Linked DNA regions of Homo sapiens: region 2 is linked to region 1. A link is an interaction called in ENCODE POLR2A ChIA-PET data of the cell type or tissue named here. Cell type or tissue: B cell. All regions are shown on one strand. Links, peaks and the distances in the headings refer to the core of each region. The heading gives the core; the rest is flanking DNA.

The links. Peaks named below come from ENCODE experiments on the same cell type or tissue, not always from the same donor. Only the 100,000 strongest peaks of a DNase experiment are listed, where the experiment ranks them.
Region 2: POLR2A ChIA-PET joins it to region 1 with 12 read pairs; 2 of 35 experiments call an interaction of 5 or more read pairs at or near these places.

The regions. Positions count from the first base shown.
Region 1 is chr19:5,835,761-5,846,132 of GRCh38, reverse strand. It overlaps FUT6 (fucosyltransferase 6), which reads left to right and starts at 6,431. Exons shown (of 3, transcript NM_000150.4): 1 at 6,431-7,456. It overlaps FUT3 (fucosyltransferase 3 (Lewis blood group)), which reads left to right. Exons shown (of 3, transcript NM_001382750.2): 3 at 1,282-3,245. The coding sequence starts at 1,294. The coding sequence ends at 2,379. In B cell, for the core only: no CTCF peak of the experiment used is centred there; no DNase peak of the experiment used is centred there; H3K27me3 peaks cover 1,311 bases.
Region 2 is chr19:5,959,399-5,975,951 of GRCh38, reverse strand. The region is part of intron 1 of RANBP3 (RAN binding protein 3); the gene reads left to right. Among named protein-coding and RNA genes, the nearest start is that of RANBP3, 10 kb to the left of the region's middle. RefSeq lists enhancers at 7,680-7,974, 11,376-11,926, 11,927-12,478, 12,612-13,259, 13,854-14,073 and 2 more and a silencer at 13,534-13,583. In B cell, for the core only: CTCF peaks have their summits at 7,651 and 7,852 (motif pointing left); a DNase peak (open chromatin) is centred at 7,821; H3K27ac peaks cover 578 bases.

The sequences.
Region 1 (10,372 bases), core at 148-8,147:
GGGATCTGCCCACCTCAGCCTCCCAAAGTGCTGGGATTACAGGTGTGAGCCACCGAGCCCAGCCTTTTATTTTATTTTTTTAAGACAAGGTCTTGCTCCATCACCCAGGCTGGGGTTAAGTGGCATGATCACAGCTTGCTGCAGCCTCAAACTTCCAGACTAAAGCAATTCCCCCAAGTAGCTGGGACTACAGGCGCATGCCACCTTGCCCGGCAAATTTTTGTATTTTTAGTAGAGTTGGGATTTTGCCATGTTGCCCAGGCTGGTCTTTTTTTAAAAAAATTATTTATTTATTTATTTTTGAGATGGAATCTTGCTCTGTCACCCAGGCTGGAGTGCAGTGGCATGATCTCAGCTTACTGCAACCTCTGCCTCCCAGGTTCAAGTGATTCTCATGCCTCAGCCTCCCGAGCAGCTGGGATTACAGGCATGAGCCACCACACTCGGCTTATTTTTGTATTTTTGGTAGAAACAGGGTTTCACCATGTTGGCCAGGCTGGTCTCAAACTCCTGACCTCAAGTGATCCACCTGCCTCAGCCTCCCAAAGTGCTGGGATTACAGGCATGAGCCACCAAACCCGGCTATTATTTATTTATTTATTTTTGAGACACAATCTCCCTCTGTCACCCAGGCTGGAATGCAGTGGTGTCATCTTGGCTCACTGCAACCTCCGCCTCCTGGGTTCAAGTGATTCTCGTGCCTCAGCCTCCCAAGTAGCTGGGACTACAGGTGTGCACCACCACACCCAGCTAATTTTTGTATTTTTAGTAGAAATGGGGTTTCATCATGTTGGCCAGGCTGGTCTTAAATTCCTGACCTCAGGTGATCTGCTCACCTCGGCCTCCCAAAGTGCTGGGACTACAGGTGTGAGCCACTCTGCTCGGCCGGTCAGCTCATATATTACCTGCAAAACCCAGTCCCATTGTACCTTTCTCTGGCTGAGTCATGGATTCAAGCCTTGCCTCAGTGACATGGGAAGCAATGATGACCGGCTATGCCTTCTCCCCTGCCTCCAGGGCACTTGTATTTCAGTAGACTGGGGAAGACTTCGGGGATTCCAGGAAAGGTCTTGTCTAATAGGTAGAAGGAAGTGGACTCTGGGACAAGGTCCCTTTGTTCAAACACCAGCTGTGCTGATTTTTGCTGTGAGTCACTTGGTCTCAGTTTTCTCATCTGTGAAACAGGAATAATAGCAGCTCCTCTCAGGACTCATGGCCCGGAGCTTTGGTAAGCAGGAGATTGTCATCAATGACCCTCACTCCTCTCTCCTCTCTTCCCAGATACTCTGACCCATGGATCCCCTGGGTGCAGCCAAGCCACAATGGCCATGGCGCCGCTGTCTGGCCGCACTGCTATTTCAGCTGCTGGTGGCTGTGTGTTTCTTCTCCTACCTGCGTGTGTCCCGAGACGATGCCACTGGATCCCCTAGGGCTCCCAGTGGGTCCTCCCGACAGGACACCACTCCCACCCGCCCCACCCTCCTGATCCTGCTACGGACATGGCCTTTCCACATCCCTGTGGCTCTGTCCCGCTGTTCAGAGATGGTGCCCGGCACAGCCGACTGCCACATCACTGCCGACCGCAAGGTGTACCCACAGGCAGACATGGTCATCGTGCACCACTGGGATATCATGTCCAACCCTAAGTCACGCCTCCCACCTTCCCCGAGGCCGCAGGGGCAGCGCTGGATCTGGTTCAACTTGGAGCCACCCCCTAACTGCCAGCACCTGGAAGCCCTGGACAGATACTTCAATCTCACCATGTCCTACCGCAGCGACTCCGACATCTTCACGCCCTACGGCTGGCTGGAGCCGTGGTCCGGCCAGCCTGCCCACCCACCGCTCAACCTCTCGGCCAAGACCGAGCTGGTGGCCTGGGCGGTGTCCAACTGGAAGCCGGACTCAGCCAGGGTGCGCTACTACCAGAGCCTGCAGGCTCATCTCAAGGTGGACGTGTACGGACGCTCCCACAAGCCCCTGCCCAAGGGGACCATGATGGAGACGCTGTCCCGGTACAAGTTCTACCTGGCCTTCGAGAACTCCTTGCACCCCGACTACATCACCGAGAAGCTGTGGAGGAACGCCCTGGAGGCCTGGGCCGTGCCCGTGGTGCTGGGCCCCAGCAGAAGCAACTACGAGAGGTTCCTGCCACCCGACGCCTTCATCCACGTGGACGACTTCCAGAGCCCCAAGGACCTGGCCCGGTACCTGCAGGAGCTGGACAAGGACCACGCCCGCTACCTGAGCTACTTTCGCTGGCGGGAGACGCTGCGGCCTCGCTCCTTCAGCTGGGCACTGGATTTCTGCAAGGCCTGCTGGAAACTGCAGCAGGAATCCAGGTACCAGACGGTGCGCAGCATAGCGGCTTGGTTCACCTGAGAGGCCGGCATGGTGCCTGGGCTGCCGGGAACCTCATCTGCCTGGGGCCTCACCTGCTGGAGTCCTTTGTGGCCAACCCTCTCTCTTACCTGGGACCTCACACGCTGGGCTTCACGGCTGCCAGGAGCCTCTCCCCTCCAGAAGACTTGCCTGCTAGGGACCTCGCCTGCTGGGGACCTCGCCTGTTGGGGACCTCACCTGCTGGGGACCTCACCTGCTGGGGACCTTGGCTGCTGGAGGCTGCACCTACTGAGGATGTCGGCGGTCGGGGACTTTACCTGCTGGGACCTGCTCCCAGAGACCTTGCCACACTGAATCTCACCTGCTGGGGACCTCACCCTGGAGGGCCCTGGGCCCTGGGGAACTGGCTTACTTGGGGCCCCACCCGGGAGTGATGGTTCTGGCTGATTTGTTTGTGATGTTGTTAGCCGCCTGTGAGGGGTGCAGAGAGATCATCACGGCACGGTTTCCAGATGTAATACTGCAAGGAAAAATGATGACGTGTCTCCTCACTCTAGAGGGGTTGGTCCCATGGGTTAAGAGCTCACCCCAGGTTCTCACCTCAGGGGTTAAGAGCTCAGAGTTCAGACAGGTCCAAGTTCAAGCCCAGGACCACCACTTATAGGGTACAGGTGGGATCGACTGTAAATGAGGACTTCTGGAACATTCCAAATATTCTGGGGTTGAGGGAAATTGCTGCTGTCTACAAAATGCCAAGGGTGGACAGGCGCTGTGGCTCACGCCTGTAATCCCAGCACTTTGGGAGGCTGAGGTAGGAGGATTGATTGAGGCCAAGAGTTAAAGACCAGCCTGGTCAATATAGCAAGACCACGTCTCTAAATAAAAAATAATAGGCCGGCCAGGCACGGTGGCTCACGCCTGTAATCTCAGCACTTTGGGAGGCCGAGGAGGGTGGATCACGAGGTCAGGAGATCGAGACCATCCTGGCTAACACGGTGAAACCCCGTCTCTACTAAAAATACAAAAAATTAGCCAGGTGTCATGGCGGGTGCCTGTGGTCCCAGCTGCTCCAGAGGCTGAGGCAGGAGGATGGCGTGAACCCAGGAGGTGGAGCTTGCAGTGAGCTGAGATGGCGCCACTGCACTCCGGTTTGGGCGACACAGTGAGACTCCATCTCAAAAATAACAATAATAATAGGCCAGGTGCAATGGGTCACGCCTGTAATCTCAGCACTTTAGGAGGTGGAGGCGGGCAGATCACCTGAGGTCAGGAGTTGGAGACCAGCCTGGCCAACATGGTGAAACCCCGTCTCTACTAAAAATACAAAAATTAGCCTGGCGTGGTGACATGCGCCTGTAATCCCAGCTACTTGGGAGGCTGAGGTACGAGAATCACTTGAACCCAGGAGGTGGAGGTTGCAGTGAGCCAAGATTGCACCACTGCATTCTAGCCTGGGTGACAGAGCAAGACTCCGTCTCAAAAAAAATATATATATATAAAATAAAATAAAGTAAAATAAAATTGCCAGGGGAGACCAAGACGTGGGTGGTGGTGGTGAATCCCAGGTGCTCTCTGAGCCTCAGTTTCCCCATCTGTACAGTGGAGGTGCAGAGGTGCCTGTGATGCCTCCCTGAGGCCCAGGTGGGAGGGTGGAGGGGCATAGGGTGGGGAGGGTGTGGGGGGCCTGAAGAGTCTCTACCAAACCCTCTGGTGACCCCGGGCCTGAGCCAGCCTTGCTGGGCCCATCACTCACCTGCCACCCACACCACACACCTGGGCCCCTCTCCCCACCACCTGGCTGCAAGCCACGGGTCCTGGGAGGGGGACGGGGCCCTCGGCAGGCCAGGCCAGGGCTTCCTAACAGGCTGGGGCAGGCCCAGTCCCCAGGGGGTAAGAGGTGTGGGGACAGGCTGCTCTGTCCTCTGACGCCCCTGGAGCCCCTGTGGTCTCCGCCTCTACCTCAGCTGATGTCAGAGTGAAGAGCTCCCTTTCCCAACTTCTCTTTCTCTGCCTCTGGAATTTCCTCTGAGGCTTAGAGGGACATGGAAACCCTCCCTGGGTCCCACGAGGGCAGAGGCCCAGCCACCTGGCCGATGTTGGGGGGCTCTGGCCTGCCCCCTCTGGAACCCCAGCACTGCCCTCAAACCCCCATTGCCTCCCTGTATGCCCCGGATCTCACATGTGGTTCATGGCACGCCCAGCCCGTGGGGCCTTCTCCCTCCTCCTGGGCACCAGCTGCCCTTGGCTCCCAGCCCTGGGCCCCAGGGGGAGAAAAATTTCCAGCAGGCTGGCAGCTCCATCTCCCACCCAGCCCTGGCCAGGGAAGGCACTGGAGGGTCCAATGAGGGCCAAGACCCCAACGAGGTGCACAGATGGCCTAACTGCCCCTGCAAGCCTCAAGCAGGTCCTAGCTTGCCCTGAGCCTGAGGGAAGAGGTCCTCATGATACCCTACTCTGGGCTCTGGGCTCAGCTCCTTGGCAGGGAGGTCCCACCTGGCACTGGTATGGTGAGCCCTGCTCAGAGAGGACCAGGAAACCTCTCAAGTCACACAGCAGTTTCAGGATGAGCACACGTTCTCTCTGGCACCATCCCTGAGGTCAGCCCAAGGTCCTCCACCCTCCCTTTGCCCAGCGATCACATCGATGGAATGACTAGAGCCCTACTGTCCCTCACTAGAGACCTACCTTTGGATTTTGAATCCTTAAGAAACAACCCAGCTGGGGGCGGGGCGTGGTGGCTCACGCCTGTAATCCCAGCACTTTGGGAGGCCGAGGCGGGCGGATCACAAGGTCAGGAGATCGAGACCATCCTGGCTAACATGTCTCTACTAAAAATACAAAAAAAAAAAAAAAAATTAGCTGGGCGTGATGGCGGACGCCTGTAGTCCCAGCTACTTGGGGCAGGAGAATGGCGTGAACCCAGGAGGCAGAGCTTGCCATGAGCCGAGATCGTGCCACTGCACTCCAGCCTGGGCCACAGAGCGAGACTCTGTCTCAAAAAAAAAAAAGAAAAAAAACCCAGCTGGGCGGAGTGGCTCATGCCTGGCCTCTAATCCCAGTACTTTAGGAGGCTGAGGCAGACAGATCACCTGAAGTCAGGAGGTCAAGATCAGCCTGGCTAACATGGCGAAAACCAGCTCTATTAAAAAAATACGAAAGTTACCCAGTGCCGTGTCACGCGCCTGTAGTCCCAGCTACTCGGGAGGCTGGGGCATGAGAATCGCTTGAGCCCGGGAGGCATAGGTTACAGTAAACTGAGACTGTGCCACTGCACTCCAGCCCGAGTGACAGAGCAAGATTCCATCTCAAAAAAAAGAGAGAGATAGGGGTATCTCTGTTTTCCCTAGGCTGGTCTCAGACTCCTGGGCTCAAGCGATCTTCCTGCCTCTCCTTCCCAAACTGTTGGGATTACAGGTGTGAGTCACTGTGCATGGCCTCAGAAGTCTTTTTTTTTTTTTTTTTTTTTTTTGAGACAGAGTCTTGCACTGTCGCCCAGGCTGGAGTGCAGTGGCTCAATCTAGGCTCACTGCAAGCTCCGCCTCCCGGGTTCACACCATTCTCCTGCCTCAGCCTCCCAAGTAGCTGGGACTACAGGCACCCACTACCACGCCTGGCTAATTTTTTTGTATTTTTAGTAGAGACAGGGTTTCACCATGTTAGTCAGGATGGATGGTCTTGATCTTCTGATCTCGTGATCTGCCCACCTCGGCCTCCCAAAGTGTTGGGATTACAGGCGTGAGCCACCACGCCCGGCCCCCAGAAGTCATTTTTTTAATAAGTTACAGTCAACCTCACCAGTCAAGGAATGAGACATGAGTGGAATTAGGTTGCCACTTCTGGAGCTCTGGGAGACCCCAACCCCCTGGCCCATCCCTACCTCCCAGAACCTCACTGGTCTGGGCGTGGCTGGGCACTGAGATAGTAGAACTCAGGCAGCATGATGCAGCCTCCCAGAAATGATTTCTAGAACAGGGCAGTCGTGATACTTGGAGGCTGGGCTTTGAGCTCGGTCACCTTTGCACCCAGCTTGGGAGTGAGAGAGTTTAAGGTCATCCTCCCTCAAAACCAGTATTCCAGATCATTTCTCTCCATTCCAGGAAGTTTGCATAGCTCCCTGGACTTCTGCTTTGCACTGCCCTGCAGGAGTGGGTGGGGAAAGGAAGTGGCTTTGAGGCACACAGAGGGGCTTGTTGAGGCCACCGGAGGAAGCTTCTGCCACCAATATGGGACCTGTGCCCAGCCTACCAGAAGAGAGCATCTGAAAACATGTATCGACATGGTAACCCCTCTGCTTGAAGCCTCACATGGCTCCCTATTGCCTTGGTGCTGAACACCCTATGGCTGACCGTGGCCCAGCCTCTGCAACAGCTCTGCCTCCTCTCCAGTGGTGAAGACCCAGCCTGCTGAGACTCCTCCTGCAGTTCCTCAACATGCCTGCATTTCTGCTGCCTCAGGGCCTTTGCGAAGGTTGTTCCTTGTAACTGGAATGCCCTTCCATCCCTTTTTTATTCAAAAGGCTGCAATTTTAATTGAAGAAAGTTCCCTTCCAAGGTTCATGAGTTGCCTGACTTGCCCACCGGTTTCCTGCAAGATCCCTTGGCCTGGCACTTAGTGCTCAGGAAATATTTGGTGATGGGCCAACTGAGTGAGAAGGTGGGATCTGGTGGGAAGGAAAGCGGAAAGGTAGAAATTCTGCTCACTTCCTCATTCCCACCTCCCAAGGAACCCCTGGTGTCCCTGTGGAACCCGCTTTGGGAACCGGTGGTTCAGGTCAGCCTTTTCACTTTGTACTCAAAGCCACATCGCATTGAAGCCACAGGTGGGGCAAGGTCATGCATGACCTGAGTCTCCAAATCCCTTCACCCTGTTTGGTTCTGCAACGGGGATTAGGGGAGCCCCACGATTTGTTTTCAAAGGATGTCCGGGCTCCAGGACAGGATGCCCTGGGTCACCTGATGACAGGTGTGGTGGTTGGAAAGGGCCTGGTTTCAGCTCCGGGTACACTTCCTCCTTCCTTCTGCTGCGTGGTGTGGCCTCTTCCACGTCCTCAGAATCCAGCTGTTACTCCGTCCGCGGCCTCTCAGCTCTAGGGCCCTCTGCACACTGGCCCCCCCAGGTAAGGCCTCTTGTCCCACTTTCACCCCCAACCCGGATCGCATGGGTCCAGGGAAAGGCCTCCTGGCTCCGAGCCTCCTCCCCTCAGCCTCAGTCCTGTCTGCTGTAATTCAGAGTGCGGGTGGGCTGGCACAAGATCCCTGGGGGAGGGTCTGCAGGCTGTGCAGTGGCCTGGCATTTGGCCAGCAGCCCCTAGTCGCAGGCAGGGGTCTTTCTGGATGCACCGAGGTGGGCTGAGGATATGGGAGGTCTGGCTGATTTGCCAAACCAGGAGGAAGTGGGTGTCTGTCTGTCTCTCTTGCAGAGCTCTGCGGTAGAATCCCGTGCCCCCCGACCCCATCAGCAGCCTACACCCCTTCATCCTTCCTGGCCCCGGATTTTCTCTGCCTCTGCCACTCCCGGTGGTAAAAGAGGGCTTAGAATGCGGTTTGCTTTCTGGCTTTGTTTTTTTGCATCCTGATCTTTGTGGCGTGGATCGATCATTTTCCAGGGAAAGTACCTTGGGTGAGATCTCTCTCCTGGACTCCCGTTCCCCGTTTCCCCCAATCTCCCCTCCTGAAGGTCACCGGCAAAGACTTCACTGTCTCCTAGGAAGAGGTCGCCATAAACCCAGGGGCCACATGATAATATATTAATATTAAATGTATCTCTAAACATTAACCTTTCACTGGCAGCCCAAGAGCCCGACAGCACAAAGGAATACTTGGTTAAAATTCAACCTCCCTCCCAGTCCGGGCTCTGAGTGTCCCTCGAGGGCTGTCTCTTGAGTCTTTTTCCAGAACTTTGGTATGCGCTTGTGCTCTCAATCCCTTCTCATCACACCTAGGTCACCATGCCTGGAGCTCCGCTATGCACCATAAGGTTTAGACCAACTCAGTTTATTTATTTTATTTTATTTTATTTTATTTTTTTGAGACAGAGTCTCGCTCTGTTGCCCAGGCTGGAGTGCAGTGGCGCGACCTTGGCTCACTGCAAGCTCCGCCTCCCGGGTTCACACCATTTTCCTGCCTCAGCCTCCCGAGTAGCTGGGACTACAGGTGCCCGCCACCGCGCCTGGCTAATTTTTTGTATTTTTAGTAGAGACGGGGTTTCACCATGTTGGTCAGGACAGTCTCTAACTCCTGACCTCAGGTGATTCGCCCGCCTCCACCTCTCAAAGTGCTGGGACTACAGGCATGAGCCACCGTGCCTGGCCTTTAAAAAGTTTTATTGAGATATCTGACATTCTGTTTTTCATCCTAAATCTTGGCAATCTAGTGTGCATTTTACCCTCAGAAGACAATTCAGACATTCAATGTCTGTCATAACTACTCAATCTGTATTTAGTTTCCATAAAATGAGGCTGGGCGTGGTGACTCATGCCTGTAACCCCAGCACTTTGGGAGGCTGAGGTGGGCGGGTCAATTGAGGTCAGGAGTTCGAGACCAGCCTGGCCAACATGGTGAAACTCCATCTCTACTAAAAAGACAGAAATTACCTGGGTGTGGTGGGGGGCGCCTGTAATCCCAGCTACTTGGGAGGCTGAGGCAGGAAAATCACTTTAGCCCGGGAGCTAGAGGTTGCAGTGAGCCAAGATCACGCCACTGTGCTCCAGCCTGGGTGACAGAGCAAGATTCCATCTCAGAACAAACAAACAAACATAAAAAGTACAGGTGAAGAAGTAGATTTGCCCATCCAAGATGTTCTGAAGGTACTCAAAAGTTTCCCAATTACTGCCTGTAATACCAGTCATTGCTTTTTTTCTTTTTGAGTATCTGTTTCTTGTGTGCTTTTTTGTGGTTTTTGTTTTCTGTGTTTTTATTTTTTGTTGTTATTTATTTATTTATTTATTTTGAGACACGGTCTCATTCTATTGTCTAAGCAGAAGTGCAATAGTGCAACCATGGCTTACAGCAGCCTTGAACTTCTGGGCTCCAGAAATCCTCCTGCCTCAGCATCCTGAGTAGCTGAGACTACAGGCCACCATGTCTGGCAAAATAATAATAATAAATAATAAAATTCGTTGTAGAGATGAGGTCTTGAGGTCTTGCTATGCTGCTCAGGCTGGTCTCAAACTCTTGGAATCAAGCGATCCTCCCACCTCAGCCGCCCAAAGCATTGGGATTATAGGTGTAAGCCATTACTCCCGGCCAGTATCTATTTTTAAGTTTAAATTAGCATTGGGCCGGGCGCCGTGGTGCACGCCTGTAATCCTAGCACTTTGGGAGGCCGAGGCAGGCAGATCACCTGAGGTCAGGAGTTCAAGACCAGCCTGGACAACATGGTGAAACCCCATCTCTACTAAAAATACAAAAATTAGCCAGGCATGATGGCACGTGCCTCTAATCCCAGCTACTCAGGAGGCTGAGGCAAGAGAATCGCTTGAACCCGGGAGGCGGAGGTTGCAGTGAGCTGAGATCGTGCCATTGCACTCCAGCCTGGGCAACAAAAGTGAAACTCCGTCTCAAAAAAGAAAAGAAAAGAAAAGAAAATTAACATTAGCCAGGCCGGGCACAGTGGCTCACAGATGTAATCTCAGCACTTTGGGAGGCTGAGGCGAGGCAGGTGGATCACCTGAGGTTAGGAGTTCAAGACCAGCCTGGCCAACATAGTGAAACTCCGTCTCTACTAAAAATACAAAAACTAGCCAGGCATGATGGTGCACACTTGTAGTCCCAGCTACTCGAGAGGCTGAGGCACGACAATCACTTGATCTCAGGATGTAGAAGTTGCAGTGAGCCAAGATCACACCACTGCACTCCAGTCTGGGCGACAGAGCAAGACTCCGTATGAAAAAAAAAATTAGCATTAACTATTCTGTTTTTCCGACAGCATGGTCACTTTTGAAGGGCTCATTGGCCACCAATTTTGATGCTGCATGTAGAGAACATTTCCGTCATCACAGAAAGTTGCTTTGTTTTTGTTGAGACGGAGTTTC
Region 2 (16,553 bases), core at 3,031-11,030, 130 kb before region 1:
CTGTCCTTCTCTCTCGCCACTCTCTGCTGCCTTGCTCTGTGCTAACTACTCTGGCTTTTTCAGTTTTCCTTGAATGTTGCATACACTCCCCGCTTTTAGCCTTTTCTCCTGCTGATTCCTCTAACTGAAACAGTTTTCCCCCAGATACCCCCATGGCTCACTTCTTCTGGTTTTTACTCATATATGTTACTTTATTAATGAGAGCTTCTCTGGCCACCTATTTCAAATTAAATCCATGTTCTCTATTCCGTTCACCCTGCTTGATTTTCCTGTATAGCTCTTAACAATCCGGCATGCTAGATATTACATGCATGTTTGCCCCATGTAAGCTCCATGAGGTCAGGGATTTTTATGTTATGATCACTGATTGCCCCCTTGCATCTAGAACGGTGCCTGGCACAGAGTAGGTACACAGGAAATATTGGTTGAATGAATGAATGCATGAATGAATGAATTCACCAGTGAGGACCCTGTTGTGAGGAATACATTTGAGCACAAAGGGGAAATTATGGCTTGCCCTTTTCCAGGGGATACTGTTTCTAGCATATGCTGTCCACATGAGCTATTGGTTGTAAATGGGATAGTTGAACTGGTAAGGGCCAAAGAGAGAAATGGAATGTTTTGAACTTCACTTTTTTTCCCTAGTAAGTGCCACACTCACCTAGCACGTTGTCCCTGACGCTAGTTCTGGGATAACTGTCCTCAGGAAATCAAATCTTGGTGGACTTTGTGCCTCATATATCCCTGCCGTCCTTCAATCAGTCATTGTGTGTTTCTTGAACACTCCATTTCTGGTTTTGGCTTGTACAGCCTGCCAGGATGTTTAATTTGTTATTCACTGTGTAAAGTGGGGCCTCCTTGCCTGTGCCTTTTGAAGCTTTAGGGGCTGCCCCATGGTCACGTGTTTGTTCTTGCTGTTTAAGCTCTAGTCAAATGCCCTCTTGGCTTCTGCCTTTCCAGACTGAGATCATAAGTTGCTCCACCCTCACACCCAGTCCCTCCTCCATCCATTTGCCATCTCTCTTCTCTGGGCCAGTCCCACCTCTGTGTCAGGCTGAGCAGCGGCTGTCCACCCGGCTGGGCATCAGTACCCCCTGGGGAACTTTCCTGAAACCGCAGATGCTCAGTCGCCACGCCCTGCAGATTCCGATTCTCTCTGGTGTTGGGTGGGTTCTGGGCCTCTGTACAGGTGGCAGCACAGGTGATTCTCATGTGCAGGCAGGGTTGAGACCCGCTGGTTTGAGTAGTAGAGGGTAGGTGTCCTCTGCTTGTATACGAGGAAATGTTTTCTGTTGTGTAAAGCATCTTGTTGGCCCTCGTCACCATGGTGAACGCCTCATGGATGGTGACAGCAACTCTCACAGCCCTTCCTGTGGTCTGGGACTTTTAAAGTCCACCTGAGTGCTTTTCCTCTCAGACAGTGTGTGTGCATGTTTCACCCTTGCATCCAGGGATAAGTCTCCCCTGCTTGGCATTTCCCCATTGATACCTCCCAGACTCATTACTCATCCTGTCTCTAGGGTTATGCTGCATTGTAGGCTGACATCAGGATTTGAAGGCAGAGTTTTGTCCCTGGCAAAGGTAAAGAAGACTGGAAAGAGGGTGAGCAAAGCACATTTGAACTCCAGGGAATCTTGGATTCTAGATCCTGACATGAAAGGCCCTGTTGGCCTGTGGACATGCGTGGTGGAAACCCGGGAGACAGTGTGAAGCAGGGCTCTCACCTTTGTGTGGTGCAGTTGACGTTTTGATGGCTCTCTTTGGCGGGAGGGGCTGTCCTGTGCGTTGCAGGATCCTTAGCAGCACGGTAGCATCCTTGGACCTACTCACTAGATGCCAGTAGCACACACCTCCCCTCACTCGCGGGGTCGTCATGACAACAGAAGAAGTCTCCTGACACAGCCCCTGGGGAGTGGGGGTGGGGAGGCTGCAGAATCGCCCCCAGGTGAGAGACTCACTGGTATCGATGGTGGGGACACAGGCTTTGGTCCTCAGAGAGCTGGGTTTGTGTTTTAACTCCGCTGTCCACTCTGAGTCATTTGGGGCAAATTTCTTAACCTCTTTGAGCCCCCCGTTTCCACACCAATAAAATGGGAATAATGGTAACCACACCCACCTCGTGGTTGCTGTGAGCATTGAAGGAATGAGTGCACATACATTGTTTAGCACCAGTCTCTGCTCATAGTAATAAACACTCAGGTCACTGTTTTTACTACAGTGCACTCTGCTCTGGACACATTCAGCTGAAGGGTTCAGCAAAGTCTCCATTGTGTGGGTGAACCTGCCCCACTCAGAGTTGGCCCTGGGCTGAGCCCCTGGCAGAAGACCAGCAGGGCCTGGGCTCTGGGTCCTCCTAAGTTCTGTCCTGCCTGTCACTTAGTGATCTCAGGGATCCCAGCCTGAGCACTACAGACATCTGGGGCCAGGTAATTCTCTGTTGTGGGCGATTGCGCTGTGCACTGTAGGATCTTAATGAGGATCCCTGGCCTCTACCCCACTAAATGCTAATAGCACATCCCCCTCCTCATCCCCGCCAGTCATGACAGTGGAAATGTCTCCGTCCCAGTGTCCCCCCGGGGGCAGAGTTGCTTTCAGTTGAGAACTACTGATTTAAAAGCCTGACCAGGTATGAGTCGAGAGATTTTTGAGGGTGGTTTGGCTTCTCTCAGCTTGCACCTTGTTGACTTAAAACCTAGCCCCTGAGAGGGTGAGATGCAACTGAATTTTTATTGGTTAGCTAGAACTGAAATAGTTGGAACCTATCTTAAACAACTTTTGGAAAGTTTCTCGTGAATTTATTATAAAAACTAATTCTGGGATTTTTGCTTAGAGCAGAATGTGTGCTTTCACCTCCACTGTGCCTCCTGTATCTGTAGCAGAAGGGGCCTGATGGTACCCAAGGGGTATCCAGGCTGCAAAATCTTTATACTCTTTGAAGAGACTTTCCATTTTGCCCAGGATCCTGCGTATAGACAGAAAAGCCCTCACTGGGCTTCTGCAAAATGTTTCAAACAAGCCTTCAGCCTGCCTCTCCGTTTACCAGAAAATGGGATTTTCCCGGCACCCTCGTGCATTCATTAGGTGTTAGGGTCAACCTGGGTCTGGTGTGTGCTCCTCCTCTGAGGTGGTCAGAGTGAGCAGAAGCAGCAGGAATGGGGTGAGCTTCGAGTGGCATTTGGAGGAGCTTGGGGTGGAGAAGGGGGGTTGAATTCTGCCCTCCTACGTGAGTTCAGACAGTGAATAGGCCTGGGTGTAGTGGGAGACGAAGGCCATTTGGGGAAAGTTGAGATGCATTTGGGGAATCTGAGAAGAGAGCGCCGTTCCTCAAAACTTACCAGAGGACCACAAAACTGCCGAGATGGCTGGTATTGGCTTGGCTGGGCATTTGGTAGCTCTCCATGGTACTTTGAAGCAATCGTGAGGCAGTTGGGCTTGCATCATTATCTATTCAGGGTCTGGTGGTGATGTTTTCTTTGTTTTAGGGGGTCCTGGTGGAGCGGTGTTCTGTTTGACTCTGCCCTACGCAGTAGAGAATAACGTGGCCTGGGACATCAGGGTAAAGCTCCTCACCACCACCTTCCACATGTCCACAGTTTGCTTCCTCCTCAGTAGTCTTGGCACTTAGAGCTGCCACACAGCACTAGCTATGGATCTCAGCCCTGGATGGGCTTCACACTTGTTTAAGGAGGTTGTCAGGGAAAATCAAAACTGCTGCCTGGGCTGCACCATTGGAGATGGTTCCAGGAGTTCTAGGGTGTCTGTGGTTTTAAAGAGCTCCACAGATGTTTAACAACATGAAGCCAGAGTTGAAAACCACAGGCAGAAGTTGCAAACTTGCCTGAAGGGCAAGCAGACATATTTAATTTGGCCCATTTAGGTTTTTGTTTGTAATTAGGAGCCAACACTTAAAATTCTGAGATTTCAGAGGGGAAAAAAATTGTATTTCTGATTTCTCTCAGAAAACAGCAACCACCCTTGGCCTGCATTCTTGCACAGCAGTGATTTTTCAGTGCTAAGGAACAGCTGCGCCTGTGGATAGATTAGATTGGATATTGTGGTCTCCGCCATGTTACTTGGGGCCTAGCCCACTTCCTTCTCTTCCAGTGCCTGTGACCTTGGTTGGTATTTGGGTTTCAATCCTATTATACAGACTCCTAGACTCTGCATTCTCTACACTTAGAGTGCTCTTTAGCTAGAACCTTAGCATAAAGCACCTCATGGTCTGTAATTTAGGATTTAGTGTCCTTGGAATGCTAGAACTCAGATAGCATATGGCAGCAGTTCTCAAAGATGGTCCGGGGCCCTGCAGTCCCCAAGACCTTTTCAAGGGGACTGCAAGTTCAAAACTATTTCATAACAACACAAAGACACTATCTGCTCTTTTTTCACTCTTATTCACTTGAAAATGGACAGTGGAGTTTTTTTCCAGAGGTTATTGGATGTGTGATATGCCAACAGATGAACTATAGAAGCAGATAAGAGAATTCAGGCCGGGCACAGTGGCAAACACCTGCAGTCCCAGCTACTTGGGAGGCTGAGGTGGGAGGATCTCTTGAGCCCAGGAGTTCAAAGCCAGCCTGGGCAACAAAGCCCCTCTCTTTAATAAAAAAAAAAGAGAGAGAATTCAGCTATCTTCTATTAAGTCAGACGTTAAAGACATTTGTCAAAATGTAAAATAATGCCACTCTTCTCAGATTTTTTTAAATACTTATTTTTCATAAAAATATGTTATTTAACTAAACCTTTCTGGAGTTTATTATAATCTTAAGTATTTTGAAATTGTCTTAGGTTTCATTTCTAATATGGTGTCAGTAGTAGCTACATCCCACATTTCCAAAAGCTCTTGGGGATGTTCAGTCATTGACAAGCGTGGAAAAGGGTCCCGAGACCAGGAAATTTGAGAACCACTGGCATGTGCTAGCAGAGCCTCAGTGTACAGTGTGGGTTTCTCCGCTGCCTTGCCAACATCGGGAGAATTCTAAACCAGAGCTGACCAGCAGGTTCCCATTGGCAACTTGTGGCATGGTTGGAAGCACCTGGATTGGCTGTCCTTGGTTTGTGTCTTGCCTTCTGCCCTAGAAACATGGGCAAGTTGTCTGACCTTAGCTCTTGCATCTGTAAAATGGGAACGATGATACGCAAGTCTGAGGATTGTGGTGTGAGAGAGAATATACTTCTGGTAATTGACCTACTGGAATGTGGAGATACATGTCAGTTACTTCTAGCTGTGATTCTCCTAATTGGATGCCTGAGTAGAGAGAAAGCACCCTGTGAGTTATACCAGGGTTTTTCCACCTCAGTATTCTTGACATTGGGGCTGGTGGTGGCCATCTTGTGCTTTGGAGGATGTTGGGTAGCCCCTCTAGCCTCTACTCATGTGATGCCATAGCACCCAGTCATCCCACCCATCCACTCCCAGTCATGAGAAGATAAAAGGTCTCCAGACACTGTCCAGTGTCCCCTTAATGTCAGAATTGCCCCCACTTGAGAACCATTGGGTTATGGGATTTCATTGACACCCAAGAGACTTTGTGTTCCATAGTTATCTAACCTACTGAGGTCGTAGGAGCCTGTACACATTTAAAGCCACAGTCTGAGTGGGGAGGGAGAGAGGCGGTGAATCCCAGAAGCCAGGGTGGGGGGTCACCCTGGTTTGTGCCATCTAATCTATTGGGGATTTATTTTGGTGTATAATGTGAGTTAGAGATCCAGCTCAATTTTTTTGCCCAAGATTAATGCAAGGTTTCTTGCCCTCAGCTCAGTTGACATTTGGACTTGGGTCACTTGCTGGTAGGGCACTGTTCTGAGCCTCCTAGGATGTTGGTCAGCATCCCTGGTCTCCATCCACTAGATGTCTGTAACAGTTTCCTCCACACCCCCACAAACATGACAGTCACAATGTCTCCAGATTTTGACCAGTGTCTCCAGGGAGATGAAGTTACTCCTGGGTGAGAACCACTGGTCATAGGATCAAAGGAACCTACCCAGGAATAAATTAATTGCCAGCTAGAGTTTAAGGCCCTTCCTCCCAACCTTATTTTTCTATTCTGGCCTTTTGGCAGCTGAGTAGGCCTCAATGGACATCATATCCCTCTTCAGGAAGAACAGTCTTTTCCTTGACCTTTAACACTGCCTCTGGTCCAGGGTGAGGACCTGACAGAATGTAAGGGCTGGGAAGAACCTTCAGGGATGCCTGAGTCCTGGCTGCACCATTTCACAGGGGCTGAAGCCCGAGGCCATGGAAGCAGGTAGGGCTGGCTAGGGCCAGTGCGCCTGTCTCCAGCCATGGAGTCTAGGAGTTCATGCTTGTCCTTCCCGGTGAGTCAGTAAACTCTAGGTAATGGGCACTCGTTCACCCCTGAAAACTGACCCGCGTAGGGCACTGCATTTCGCTGTCGCTGTTTATGGTGTTCAAAGAAAGGGAGGAAATTCTAGAGACAGTAGTAGTTACTCCATACACATGTTTAGAAGGCAGGCCTTGCCTTTTGCAGTAAGTTTAAAATGCCTTTGCTAAATTAAACTCCCCCAGGTTTGCCACAGAGAATTTTGGGAACTTATTTACCCAGAATTAATTCCTGCGTTGCATCTGTGAGAGCAGAGCGTGAGTGGAAACGGTCCTTGAGAACTTGCCTTTCTCTGGGGGAGAGGGTGAGAAAACAGGCAGTTACCCTCTGCTCAGAGGAGAGAGGATGTTTTGCAGCATTGATGGTGATGGCCACTGGGTCCTAAGAGTCCAGAGCCTGGGCCCCAACCTTTACACTGGATAAATCCAGATTTGTCAGCATGGCCTGCAAGGCTGAACGTCCTGTGGGCTCCACCCAGCCCTTCCCGTTCTCCTCCCCTCCAAACATGGGCCTCCAGGCTCTTCCTTTCCTTAGAACCTTTGACTTGGGGTCCCCTCTGCCTGGGATCCCCTGCCTTCACCTGGCTCATCCCTGCTCACCCTTCATGTGTGAGCTTCAGCGAGGCCTTACCCATTCACTCACTCTCTCCCACCATCCTGTGGTATTTTCTCTGCAGCACCCAGCTCCAGAACTACCCAGTTATCTCTGCACACAGCAGGTACTTGTTTGTTTTCTCTTTCCCAGTAGAGAGCTGCGGCCTTGTCTGCCATTTCTTTCCTGTCTCCAGTGGCAAGCTCGGTGCCTAGCACAAGTCTGTGCTTGGTAGATCCTGCTGGTGAGAGCAAGGCTTGGCTGCTCGGCTCGGCCTGCCTTCAGATCCCACCTGTTTCCTGTGACCTCAGAAGGGCTCAGGCATTCCGAGCACCTGAGCGTTTGCCTTGAGTGTCCCAGGCGTCCAGGCAGCTCTTGGATCCAACCATTCCACCCCCTAAAAGGGGTCAGACTCTGACGCATTTGTCGTTGCCGGGCACTGGCAGCTGTCCTTGAATCCAAGGCCTATGCTTTAAGGTGGCATCAATATGTTTGCAATCTTCCGAGCATAATAATGCTACCAGTGCCAGTGTGGAATCATCCTGTGTGCCAACCACTTCCCCAAACACGGCATGTGCAGCATTTCATTTCATCCTTGCCGAAGCTGCCTGGGGTGAAATAACAGCCCTGATATGCAAATGAAGACATTGTGCCAGAGGTACATTGTCTTATCTGGGATCCCAACCGCAAGTAAGTGGCCAGGGCAGGTTTGAACACACACAAAGACCAGAGCCCGCGCTCTCCAGTATCATCAGTTTTGCTCTGCTGCCTCAGCATAAATTCTGTAGTTCTTGGATTTCCTTCCTGTAAGCTTCCGTGTAGAGAGGAGGGGATTCCTGTTGTCTCTACTGGAACTTTCCCGAGTCTTCAGCCACTTGCATGTTGCCTCAGCTGTGTTGGTGTCACACCACCTAGTGGCGGAACAGAAAAGTGCCGTTAAAGCTGGATCCTCCATCTCTCCACGCAGTTTTTTCTTTTTTCTTTCTTTTCTTTTTTTTTGGAGACAGAGTCTCACTCTGTCGCCCAGGCTGGAGTGCAGTGGTGCTATCTCAGCTCACTGCAACCTCCACCTCCTGGGTTCAAGTGATGCTTGGGTCTCAGCCTCCCGAGTAGCTGGGATTACATATCCCACCAGGCCCAGCTAATTTTTGTATTTTGGGTAGAGACACGATTTCACCATGTTGCCCAGGCTGGTCTCAAACTCCTTTCCTCAAGTGATCCACATGCCTCGGCCTCCCAACGTGCTGGGATTACAGGCATGAGCCACTGAACCCAGCCATCCATACAGTTGTAGGCAGAGTTGCTGACTTTGTATAACTTTATGGGGTTTCTGTTCAGAAGTGCAAGTTCTGCCCCCCGGGGCTTACGGTCTGGGTGGCGCAGGAGTGGAAGCTTAGAAGGGTTTGGCTGCAGGGCTGATAAAGGTAGAAATAAAGAAGGCAGAATGTGGCTTGGCCCTCATGGGGTGGAGTGGGATATGAGGAGGATGTCATGGGGATGCGTCTATGATGAATGAGACTAGATATGTAAAGTACCTACCTCGGAGTCCAGTAAAGGCCTTTTAACAAATGCCTGTTGCCCCTGCAATGCTTGTTGGAAGTGTAAGTATCTGGTGGTGAGATGAGAGTGGTTGGAAGTTGGCTTGGAGTTCGGTAGTTGAAGGTAATGCCAAGATGATGAGCATTCCAGAAAGAAGTACATAAAATGTAGGATATCATCAGCTCCAAAAAGTGTGTCCCCATAATCTCCATGAGACCAGTTGAAAGTTATAGAAATATATTCGAGTATTGAGAAAAGAACGGAGTCATCCAGGGTCCCACCGCCTTCCACTAGCTGGGCTGGAGAACCCGAGCATGCTATACACGGAGATCCGCAGAGGCATCACCTAGCAACTGCATGTTTGAGATCAGTTCCATTCCGTACCAAAGAATCAGTTGGAGGACAGACCTGACACGTCAGTGACAGATTTACCTTTGTGCTGTGGCACAGAACTGTTTATAATAATTTCTGAAAAAATAAATGACTTGAAGGGTTGTGATCGTGTCACCAGATTACAGGAGTTGCCACATTTTAATAGACTGTTATTTGTGTTGGCGAGATGCTTTCCATATTTTTTTCACAGGTAAGAAGATTAAGACATATCAGCCCAGGATTAAAGCTAATTTTATGCAAGTACCTTGCTGACAGTTTGGTCAGGAGTTCTCAATTGCTTTCTAGATGAGGGCATTTTCTTGGCAGGTATTGGAGTCATCAGTCAGGAGGCGAATAAACAGAAAAAGCAAAGATATTCCAGATTCTCTCTTATATGTGTTTTCCCAGGCCTACGTAGTTTCTTCTATTTAGTTTTAGCGGGAGATCCTCCATGACAGGCTGGAGACAGCCATGGGCTGGTGGGGAAGCAAAGCTTACTGTAAGGCAGGGCTGCCCTTGCTTCTTTGTAAATTATTCTCTGCAGCAGTGAGGAAAGAAAGTTTATACGGAAGAGGAGAGAGGCGGAGGCGAGAGTGTGTGTGTTGTCAGCTTAGATTCTGAATATATTACGCAAAGCATTCCAGGGCCGAACATTTGACAGATGAAGACAGAAAGCAGCTTGTGTCACCATTGAGTGTGTGCCTTGGAATGTGTCTTTGATCCTTGTCTTGACAACCTTAAAGGATTGCAGTCTTGTCGGGGATCAGCCATTGGGATAATCACACACTGTGTTGGCTGAGGCAGGTGGTCATGTGACCTGTGGGAAGCCTTTCACTGACCCCGGAACTCATGACTAGCCCCCTAGTTTGGTTCGTGCTCCTCCATAGGTGCTTATCCAGAACAGCAACTGACAGCTACTTTATTCCTGCTGTCATTTCTCTAAAGGGAAGAGTGTATGTGTTGTAGCTCTGAGGCCTACCTGCACAGAAAAGGTGAGAGGAAGCAAACTGGAGTCCAGGTAACTCCTCCCTTTTGCACACGTAGTTCTTGGCCAGCAGCGGAGTGGAGCGTGGCACTCAGGAGCATGGGCCGGGGCTTCAGAGTCGGCCCACCTGGCCCGAAGACCCGGGCCCACCTCCGACAGGTCGCTTGACCTGATTATCCGTTTCCTTTCCTGTGAAAGGATGTTGGTGTAAGCCACCTCCTAAGGTGGTTGTGGAGATTAGGTGACATGATGCAGATAAAACCTAACACATAAAGAAGTGCTCGAAGAACGCTGGCCACGTATATGAAACCATCACGCGTCTGGGAGACCCCATTTGTGGATGCCTTTGCTGTGCATATCATGGCAGAAACTAAGATAAGTCTAAGAGGTAAAACAGGATTCTACAACCCTTCTTCACCTGGAGCGTTGGGAAACTCACCTTTCTCCCCTGGGCCACCGCTGGGGTTCAGCCCAGCTCCTTGCTTTCTCCTTTCCTTGCTTGCAGTAGGCTGCAGAGACCTCACTCCTTTCCTTAAGTCTGGGAAGCCCCCACCACCCACCCTGTCCCAAGGGGCTCTACAGCACCCTCTCCCCTCCTTGCTGCCTCTGAAATAGACACAGAATTCATTTTGTCATCAAAGTTTTGCCACCAGTCAGTCTCTTGGCAGAAAAAATACAGATAAAACCTTTTTGAGTCCTGGTCCCTGGAGGCTGCTTGTAGAGGTGCTACCAGGAAGCCTGCTATTTAACTCTCACATGTGGGCTGTTGAAACCGCCCTCCTCCTTTCACCCTCCTTACTCTTTGAAGAGGCAGTATCTGGGCCCTTTCCCTAGATAAAGATGCTGTCCACCAAATTACAGAGGTGACTTCATCAGGGTTCAGGGTGAGGGTTTTATGGACTTCGCACACACACCCCCAAGCCACCTGGGTCCCAGATTGGTCATTTCTGCTTTAGAGGAAGGGCCCACCTCCTCAAGCCCCCCACCTCCTCAGAGACCTACTGCCCCCTGCAAGGAGAACAGTTCCTCTAGGGTCAGGAGGAAGCCTGTATCCCACCAGGGGAAGAGACCCCCTTCCACCAGGATCCCCACCTTCATCGCAGAGATCTTTGGCTCTTTCCTCAAAAAAGCTGTCATAGGAACTGCTTCAATTTGATTGGAGTTTCCTTCCTAGGAGCTTCTACACTGACACATGCAGGTATAAATGTGCAGACCTCAGACCCCAGGGAAGGGCGGAGGTGACCCCCCACCGTGCCACCCCCCCCCCCACCCTACCACCTCCACTTAGCTCCTCTTCCCCCAGGCTGCCCTGTTTTCCAGTCTGTCCCCAAGGCGTGTCCCAAGCATTAGCACAGTACTAGGCCCACTGCATGTGCCACCCTGACCTGGTTCCTCCAGCACTCCTCACTCTGCTGCCGTGTGCTTCCCGGTCATGTGGCCAAATGCTGCTTGTCCTTCTGTCCAGACAGCCCCTCTCCCAGCAGCATTCCCTGATTCACTCCCTTCACAGCCTCACTGGGTTGGAAGCCCCAGCTCTATGTTCCCAGGGCCTGCTGTGCCTCCCCTGTGTCATATGTTCAGATAAGGTGTGATGGGTGCTCTAGACAGACAGGGACGTGTCTCCAGAGGCCGACGCAGTGCTTAGTGCACAGTGGGTGCTGGGATGTGTGGAATTGCTGAGGGAATATTAGGATTGAATCTTTTCATCCTCTGTGCAGCTGGCAGAGTGGTTCCCAGGCTCAACTAGGTGGGACAGAGCACCCTGACAGCCATAGCCACGTGAGGATGACTGGGTGGAGGTGGGGGGGCAGGCCAAGCAGGTCTAAGGGGTTCCCAACATCTGGCAGAAGTTGGAAAGGAGAGCAGAGATGGCCAAGCTTCCTGTGCTGGGGCTGGCTTGCTTCTTAGCCTGTCTGTGCTCATCGCTGGGGCTGCAAAGACCAGGACCAGGACACCGGCCCTGTCCTGGGGAATCCCAGCTGGTCCCATTTTGCATCGGAGCCTCACAAGTGGGTTGAGGGTAGCAGGGGATGGGAGGGAGAGCCAGCACCGTGGGCCCGGATGCCAGCAGGGGCTCACTCCTTTCAGTTTCTGGCCAGGCCATCTTCCCTTGCTGTTTTCCTGGGGTACCAGGGGGCAGCAGGGGACTCTCCCTGGCCTGGGTCTGTGATCATCACAGGATCACAATTGTTGGGCTCAGGCTGGGTGCTGTCTGGGCATGTGAGCTGAGGAGGTTCGCAGGGTAGAGGATGCTAGATGGGACGAGGGTTCTGAATTCAGCAGCAGCCATGTGGGACTTGGTGCACAGTGCCCCTGAAGGCCATGGTGAGGCCAGAGAAGAAGTATGTGGTGGGCCAGAGCACTTCACACATTGTTTGAGGTGACTTGTGTCCAAGGAAGAGGGGCTCAGAATCTCCCCCGCTTCACACACCAGTGTTGTCCACAGTGGTCCTTGAAACGTCATTCTCAGGCCTCATTGTGGATGTCCCTGGAAATGGGGGGGACTCCCTAGTCAAATAACTTTGAGAAGCGTCTGGTCAAATGAGTTTCTTTCCTTTCTCTCTGTTTTTGAGACAAGGTCTCACTCTGTCACCCAGCCTGGAGTGCAGTGGCACGATCATGGCTCACTGCAGCCTCTAACTCCTGGGCTCAAGCAGTCCTCCCACCTCGGCCTCCCAAGTAGCTGGGACTACAGGAGTGCGCCACCATGCCTGGCTATTTGTTTGTTTTTTGTAGAAATAGGGTCTCATTATGTTGCCCAGACAGGTCTTCAACTCCTGGGCTCAAGTGATCCTCCCTCGTCACCCTCCCAAGTGCTGGGATTACAAACATGAGCCACTGTGCCTCGTATTGGTTTTCTAATCTCTTAATATACGGATGTGTAAAGTCAATCTCCAGACAGACTGCATTTTTTACAAACTAGGTTTCAACAGGGAGCATGTTACAGGACCAAAAACAAAAACAAAAAACCCAACCACTTGGTTGACAGATTCTGGGTCAAATAGTCTGCATTTGACTCCTATTTTAATATTAAAGGTCTTCATGGTGGGTCTCTAGAAATCTGCAGTGGTGATCTTCCCTTGACCTGTGAAAGAAAAGCTGGGCTAGGAATTGAAGCAGGTTGTTGAAGCCTCCCTACTTCTGGCCGCCTGTCCATTCCCCAAACTTGAGTTGGAGGTAGCGGTGTTCACACGCTGCTTCCTCACTGGTATAGCCAGAATCAGCCTGGTGATAGGGAATGGCTACGAACAGCAACCCGTGTGTCTGGTGGTCGGGGGCAGTGGGGCGGTCCTGCCTGGAATGGGGCTTGTGTGTCTTGTCTGTTTGCGATAGCCGTGCTGATTTGCAGTTGATCAACCTTTGGCCTGAGTAGAAATGCAGCGTGAGTAACTGACGCTCTGTGTTTTGGGTGCAGATGTGACTAAAGCTCATTTCTACATGTTAGTGCAGTGGCTGGGTCAGTCATGAATGCCAGACCTGCCATCAGCAGGGGTCCCAATGGGCCGAGATGGGCCAAGTTCATCTCCTATTGCTGTATCCTCTTGGTTCCGTTCCTCTGGAGAGCCCTGACCATGGCTCCCTGGGTCCTTGTCCTTGCGGCGTGTGACATTTCATTCACCCTCTAACTGCCGGTTGAGTGCCTGTTAAGTGTGAGGCTCTGTGTTTGGCACTGAGAATACAGAGAGAAACGGAACAGACGAGGCCCCACTTTCTAGAACTTACATCTAGGGGTAGATGCTGTCACCACACACCCCTCTGGGAGTGCCAGGGCTCCACAGTGCCTGGTCACCAAGTGCAAACACGCCCCTCCCTTTCAGTCAGATGTTTTCTCCTGAAGCGTCTGCCCTCAGCTTCCTGTTCTCCACTCTTCCTGTGGCGCCCTGCACAGAATGAGGGCTTAGTAAATATTTGTGAGTACGTAGCAGCTGGTGTTGTGTAGATGAATGACAGAGAGAGGGCCTAGTTCAAACACTCATTGCAGGGTGTTGATGCGGTGTACGCTGGGTGATAGGCTGTTTCAGCTGCTGTGGCCGTGGTCTCCGCGTGCCCCGTGGCAGGATATAAGGCCTGCTCGGGAGGGAGTGCAGCAGGGCAGGCACGCCTCTCACAGTGGGAGCTTCCTGAAGGAGATGGTGTCTGTGCAGGAGTAAGCACTGGCCATGGAAAACAAGGGGAACCACGCGCTCTTGGTAGTGGGACTAAACCAAGCAGAAGTCCAGAAGTGCACCCTAAGTGTGGGACGTGCAGCGACAGCGGGCTTTTCAGTGCCACCACAGTGGGAGGTGGAGGGTGAGTGGCTGGATGTGGCCTGTCTCAAGGTGCTCAGCCTCTAGTCTGTGGGAGACACTGCAGTTTTGTTTTGTTTTGTTTTGTTTTGTTTTGTTTTGAGACAGAGTTTCACTCTTGTTGCCCAGGCTGGAGTGCAATGGCACCATCTCAGCTCACTGCAACCTCTGCGTCCCAGGTTCAAGTGATTCTCCTGCCTCAGCCTCTTGAGTAGCTGGGCTTACAGGTTGCGCCACCACGCCTGGCTCAGTTTTTGTATTTTTAGTAGAGAAGGGGTTTCTCCATGTTGATCAGGCTGGTCTCGAACTCCCGACCTCAGGTGATCCTCCCGCCTCGGCCTCCCAAAATGCTGGGATTACAGGCATGAGCCACTGTGCCCGGCCGACACTGCAGTTTTTGTTTTGTTTTGTTTTGTTTTGTTTTGAGATGGAATCTCGCTCTGTCACCCAGGCTGGAGTGCAGTGGCGCAACCTTGGCTCACTGCAAGCTCAGCCTCCCGAGTTGCTGGGACTAAAGGCACCTGCCACCACGCCCGGCTAATTTTTTGTATTTTTAGTAGAGACAGGGTTTCACCGTGTTAGCCAGGATGGTCTCAATCTCCTGACCTCGTGATCCCCCCACCTCGGCCTCCCAAAGTGCTGGGATTACAGGTGTGAGCCACCGCGCCCGGCCAACACTGCAGTTTTAAGTGTGTGTTTCATGATAGTGCTTCTGGCTGCTCTGTGGAGGCCAGATCTAAGGGAGTGAGAGTAGAGGCAGAGAAGGAAAGGAGGGCTGAATGGTGGCAGGGGTGGGTACAGGAACAAGAGATGGGAGGCAATTGTGGAGGATCTGATTGGACTCCACCCTGGCTTTCTGTTCTCTGGGTGGCTCCTTTCAGAGCTTGACCCTCACGTCCCCTTCCATAGCCTCCCTCTGTCTCCAGCTGGGTCACATGTCCAGGCACAGGACAGGGTTGCTCCATCAGAGGGGCCCTCTCCTGGCCCATGCCCCTCAGCCCTGCCGTGTGTCCAGAAGGCTCCGGGCAGCACCTTGGCACCACAGCCTGCCCAGGCCTCCCATAGTTACTCAAATAGCTGCAGTCCCTTCCGTGCACCTGCAGATCCACCGACACGGTTCTCAACACCAGCGCGCACTCCTCTCCCATCCAAATGGTTCTCTCTCTTCTAGCCCTTCCTTACTAGCCTGGCACCAAGTGTCTTCGCCTCACATTTTCACTAATGTCCTCCTTCCCTCCCCCTTCATGAAGTGTTTGTTGAATCCATAAAGTGTGCCAAGTACTGTTCTCAGGCCATGGGGTACCCAGGGGAACAAAGCAGTCTCGGATCTTATGGAGTTTATATCTTAATGGGTGAGACAGACCATAAACCCATCAATATGGAGTGGATCAGGCAGTGACACTTGCTGTGAAGAGAAAGAAAGCATCTTAGCGTCACTTTGAGGCCTGTCCAAGGTCTCTTCCACAGATGCTGGAGTGCAGCATGTGTGTAATTCAGTCTGCAGTGGCTGGACCGCGCCTCTCTCAGGCCAGAGTCTGTTAGCGACAAGGGGCAGAAATCGAGCTCAAACTGGCTTAAGCAAAAATCAGCACTGATTGGCTTCACTGAAAAGTCTGGGGGCAGAGTTAGCTTTGGGCCAAGCTTGACTCAGGGCCGAACACAGGCCAGATTTAGTCTTCCCCCTCCCTCTGTGACTCTGCTACCTCTGGTTGGCTCTGGTCCAAGGCCCCTCTCGGTGACATGGGATTGCTGGCAGCCTCAGGGTCATTCACCAGCAGCTCAGCAGCCCCAGGATCTCCAGCGAAAGGCCTGGCCTTGTTCATGTGCCATGTGTTAGACGATGCATGCGGGACTCTTCTTGTCAGGCCTGGAGCTGGGGCTGAGCTTGGCTCCATCTGAACTGGGGGACAGGGGGACGAGGGGTGGGTAGCTCCCTAAAGAAAATGGGGTTGGAGAGTGCCAAGCTGGCTCAAACCCTGGCTCCTTCCTGTGCATCTTGTCACCTGGCAGCTGGCAGGGAGGCAAATGCAGAGGTCAGGGCTGGGCTTGTGGGGTACAGGCGTGGCACCGGAAGACCTCTAGGATCCTGGTGGCACACATGGTGTGGATACGCTGCTGCTCTGTCCCAGAGTCCCCCAGCATTCCTTTGACATCATTTATTGCCTGGCATAGGTGCATTCATTCACGTTTGTCAAGCAGCACCTGTGTGCTGTGTTGGCAAGAAGTCTGCTTAGGGAAACCTGGAAGTCTGGTTGGAGACCCCTCTGACCTCCCCTGCTCCCTTGTAGCCCCTGGGTCTCGCGCACGCCACTCACTCCAGTGTTTGCCTTGGCTGTACACGGTGAATCAGACCCTGGTGTGCCGAGGCTTCGGGGAGCATGGTGGGGGGAATGTCACCATCAGTGGGCTGCCTGGCTGTGGACTGATGCCCCAAGG